Linked DNA regions of Homo sapiens: region 1 is linked to region 2. A link is a loop called in an ENCODE intact Hi-C map of the cell type or tissue named here. Cell type or tissue: PC-9. All regions are shown on one strand.

The links. Hi-C counts contacts between places; a loop is a spot of excess contacts. Peaks named below come from ENCODE experiments on the same cell type or tissue, not always from the same donor. Only the 100,000 strongest peaks of a DNase experiment are listed, where the experiment ranks them.
Region 1: it touches region 2 in a loop (5-fold over the local background); 2 of 110 quality-filtered maps call a loop at or near these places.

The regions. Positions count from the first base shown.
Region 1 is chr13:37,639,334-37,641,833 of GRCh38, reverse strand. All of the region lies in intron 8 of TRPC4 (transient receptor potential cation channel subfamily C member 4), which reads left to right. Among named protein-coding and RNA genes, the nearest start is that of POSTN, 42 kb to the right of the region's middle. In PC-9, a CTCF peak has its summit at 1,183 (motif pointing left); no DNase peak of the experiment used is centred here.
Region 2 is chr13:38,684,692-38,687,191 of GRCh38, reverse strand. FREM2 (FRAS1 related extracellular matrix 2) reads right to left here and starts at 115. Exons shown (of 24, transcript NM_207361.6): 1 at 1-115. It overlaps LINC00437 (long intergenic non-protein coding RNA 437), which reads left to right and starts at 517. Exons shown (of 3, transcript NR_126377.1): 1 at 517-753. In PC-9, CTCF peaks have their summits at 967 and 1,168; DNase peaks (open chromatin) are centred at 261, 911 and 2,261; H3K4me3 peaks cover 1,562 bases; H3K27ac peaks cover 282 bases.

The DNA of each region.
Region 1 (2,500 bases), 1.0 Mb after region 2:
AATCTTCAGAATTACCCATGGAGTTTATCTTCACCCTGCAAAATAAAAAATCAGGGAAGAGGTAGGGTGTCAGAGTTAAACTCCCTGACTAGGCACAGTCAGCTTCAAACCCAGGTGTAACCCCTGGGACCATATTCTTAATATCACACCACACTTTCTCCTAGAAAGTAGGAACTGGAAGGGCATAATGGTGATCACTAAACAGCCTATTCTGTCATGCTAATCAGGGAAACAGAGATTAAACAGATGAGAGCTCTATCAGCCGCATAATTTAGCATTAATTATTTGGTGAGCGCACTGCATTCATTTTGAGTTTTAGGTTCAGAAGACAGTTAACCTCATCCATTCTTTTTTTCTAGCTAGAATGTTGAAGTTCATTGCCTGATAAAATTTTGTGAAACTAAAAAATAGTTTTGTGGTATTACCACATAATTGTGGAATATAATTGGTTGGCAAAAACAATGAATCGCATTAACTTAGTCTTAAACCTGGACTATATAAACTGAATAACGCCTGAAAGGTACCATAGTGAACATTTTTAGTGTTCCTCTCTCTTTTTGACAATCCATTTTGATTTTTTAAGTTTTTTCCCAAGAAAATTAACCTAGAATTACCATTTAAAATGTAGTCTTTGACCTTTTTATATTTGTATTAAAATTTTTTGACGTTGGATGAGTAAGATTCTACTGAAGGAAAGACAGTTTGTACTCATTTTAATACTAAAATGTATCATGATAATTTTCACTTATTACTCATAATTTTCTGATTCTGTCATCCTCAATTGTAGTTTGATGTTAAAGAAATTTAAAGTTAAATCCTGACTTCTAATTGCTCTCTGTTGAAAATTTCCTCATTGGATTTTAGAAGGATAGGATTCTAAAACACAGTAGTGAAATGTTATAGAATCCCAAAACAATAAAAATTAAGTAGACTAAATTCTTTCTATATTAAATTAAGAGTTTCTAGCTACTTAAATAATGAAAATCAGATCTCTGTTATAATATTTATGGTGAGAATGTTAAAGAAATTGATGTACGACTCACTTTAGTATTTTAGTTTAAGTAAATTTAAGGAGATCTAGAAGACTGTGTGTTTCCTTTTAGAAGTGCAGTTTGTCTTAGGTTTCAGCTGAGCTATGTCTCAATATGAGTCAGACACCTCCATCTGGTGGCCCAGCCGTAAAATTCCCATGCCATACTTTTTCAAGCTGCTCTCTACATTTGTGTTGTTTCAAATTTCTGAGTTTTTAAATTAATAACTTAATCCTATTTTAAATGTTTTTCTCAAAATGTATTTCTCATGCAAAAGTGAATGATAGTCAAAATAATTAGTGACCTTTAGGAACCTAAGCATTGTCTCATCTGTTTCTACAAGTCACTACTAATCATGAAAGACAGATGCATCCTTATGGCCAGTGAAAATAGCATTTTCTTCTATTTCTCTGAAGAGAAGAAAAGAGTTTCTTTTAAATTGTTTAATATTTAAATTATCATTTCACAGTGATGTAGGCACAGCTCTTTTCAATATTCTGTTTTATCAGCCTATGATTATTTATTAAGGAACAAGAGCAAAAGCCTCATTTTAAAACCAAGGTATATCATCCCTTTTGCTTTCTCACAATTTACCAAATTAATTCTTTTATTATAGAGATATTTTTATTTTATATTATTTTGCCCAATATTCTTCCTGAAGAATCAGTGCTGATGTTTATTCAACATACATAAAATTGGGATTATGTAGGGTTTTTTTCTAATATCTTTAGAATACTTGAGAATCTGCAAATATATAACTTTAATGTCATTTATTATTTCACTCAACTCATAATGGGATTTTTTCAATCATTAAACAATCCATCTCTCTATTCTACAATCCCAAATCACTGCCCTGTGCTTACCCCACCTCTGCTCTCAAACCATTCTGATGCCTTCAAAATATGAGCTGGGACTCACATTTAATTTTTTAAATGAGTTAATAAATGCTGTGTTTCAACAGAATCCTTTATTTATTTATTCCGTTAAATCCAGCCATCTATTTAAACAGGAATCTCCTCTTACTGTATATATGATTGATATTATATATATATATATATGATTGGAGAGTTCAGTGACTAATGAGGCTTCTGATTACCTGGTACATAACATAACTAACTTCTTAATCTTGCCATGTTAATATTTATGAAAACTTTTAAATTTTTATTTGATATGTCCTATCTCTTTCTCTTAGCATCATTCCGTCAATGTTGAGTGCATATTAACTGTAATTAACTAATTTTCCTTCATCCTGTGTCCTGTATGAGAACAACAGTTCTGTCATTGTTAACTTATTCTGTGTTTCAAATGTCATATAGATTATACACTCTTGTTCACTCATTCTTTTGATTCATGTGCAGCACTCTTTAGCCATTGTCCATTGACTAGTAAAACTCCCACTTTGAAGAAATAAGAATAAAAACATTATCGATTAAAAAAATAAATTATTTTTTAGAATAGTAATATAACAG
Region 2 (2,500 bases):
AGTTGCGCGGCGCCGTCCGGGCTGGAGCCGCAGCCGAGGAGCCGAAGCCTTCCCAGGCCGTCCAGCTCCGCCGCTAGCGCCTCAATCGCGCGGAGAATTGAATCCCTCCACTTCTACTTTCCAGGTCCCCGGACCCTGGGCTTTGAGGGAAATCCCTCCGCTCGCACCCCTTACTCCAGTCCTCCCAGGTGGCCAATCGTTGGTCGGGGGAGGAGGTGCGGAGCTGAGGGTTGGGTAGTAATTTCTGCCAATCAGCTCTTAGAGGCCAAGGCGGGGAAACTGCGGGGAGGGGAGGAGATAGAGGCGCAACAGGTTGTCCTGGAAGTGAGGGAAGAAGTGGCCAGGAGTTGCCCACCCCTGCTTGCGCTACTCTCTGGGCTGCTATTAATAGATCTGGTACTCCTGCAGAGGAGCCGGAACACACTGCTGTGCTGGGTTCACTTCATCTGCCGGCGACCGAGGGTTACCCATTTTAGCCACCCCCACCCCTCCGCCCTAGTCAATGAAATCCCGCGCAGGGCATGGCCATTTCCCAAGGAAACTTGCAAACCCAGGGGAAAGTTAGACGCAATGCTTTTTGAGTTTGAAGCGAAACCCAGAGCGTTTGAGAAGAAATTCTGGGGCATATTTGCAAAAGGACAGCTGGAATTAAAAGCCATAGCTAGAGCAGGTTGCACTCCAGCCCAGCCCCCTTCGGCGCGCCCAGACGCTGCCTTCTCCTCGTGAATTACAATGGGCACAGTCCTCCGATTGGTGAGTTTTTAACAAGCCCCTCCTTTGCAACCGAGGTTCACAGAGTAAAAGGGAAAAAGGGCATTTGGAATGCGTGAGAAATGCAGTCTGATCAGAATTGCTAGTCTTGCACCAAAGAATAAATTCTAGGGAATGTGGCCCCAGGCGCTCCCAAATCCGACTCTGTTAGGGTAGCTGTCATTAGAGACGTTCCTGTTCTCTTCGCAGTAATTAGACCAAGCACAAACTAAATCTACTTGTCAGCATCACATTTCTTTGCATGCCACGAAAATTGATAAATATCCGGAGGGCACACTAAAATAGTTTAGCTCTCATTTCAGCCAACAGGTTTTGAAGTCAGAGCTTGAGCTCTTCCTGCCCCCTTGTGTTTGTTTGGTTTTAGTAGTGTGTAGATTCCCTTTCTAAAAGGTTTTTTTATCAACTCTCCTCCCCCCCTCAAAAAAGATCCCTTGTAATTTAAACTTAATCATTTTCGGATTGGCTCCTAAGCAATCATAGTCAGAATGTTTTATTTAGGATAATATTTTTTTTCTCCAGTAATGCAAATCTGATTGCTAACAGGAGCATAGAATTGGAGTAATAGTCATAATTAGCCATAATTGCCCTTTTCCTGCTCCAAGGGATTTTGAATTTGGAAAAGAGGGAAATATAAGAAATTGTTAATGTCTTTTTACATTTCAGTCTAAATTGAAGCTAGAAGGTGCCTATGGGAGTAATTTCAGTAAGAAGTGCCTATCCTTTTAAGCCTTTGTGTTTTCAGCTTGAGCTCCTCCAGACCAGGATTTTGATCCTTGCTTGACACAGTTACAGCTATTTTCCAGGCTGCAGCACAAACTCTGTACATAAGTATGGCTGGGAGATGCCAGATTCCTTTCCATGAAACCTACTGAGTGGTGTCCGTTTCCAGGAATCATAGACAGGAAGTTCTAAAATCTTTCAAAAAGAAGCAAGAGATCAATTTAAAGGAGTCACTCATCCAAGCAAGTGTGCAAGCACGCAAACAAGTAACATTTAGTTAATTAAATATTAATTAAGATTATTCTGTGTGCTGTGCATTGTTTGAGGAGCTTTTAACTACAACTTAGAAACTGATGGATACATTTCACAATTTATTACAAAATGGGCATCCAGGAGCATAGAAGGGATGTGGCCCTTACTTTAAATACATTAGAAAATCCCCCATCTAACTCTTTACCAATTTCCTATTTGCTTTGTCATTATTATTTTATAATTTATATGATTATTTATTATCGCATACAGAATTCAAAATGCGGAACATGGGGGGAAATTCTGCTATTTCCTGTTCCAAATTAAAACAAATAAGATGCCAAGTAAACTAGAAAACCAATTTCAGAATATGGCTCTTTTTATAGTAAATTTCAAATTCTGGTTGTGTGTTTGTATTGAAAAATGTCATCTGGAAGCAAAGTGGCCTTATCCAGGCATTGTGACCCTGGGTAAATTCTGAGCAGAACCAGACTAACAGCTTGACCCTTGATGCTTCTTAGTGGCTCCAGGGTTTTCCTTTCCTCCTTTTAAAGTCCAACTCTGTTTGACTTGCAAGCAATGATAAGATCAGCATTTGAAGTATGGTAGTATGCCTCAAGGGCAGAGTTCAATATTTTGTTTCATGGTAAGAAAAATACAGGACCACATTTATTTTTACATAGCCTAAGGAAATCAATAAACTATAATCTTTTTGACTTTTTAATTTTGTCTGCCTTGATCGAAGTGATAGAATGATTTT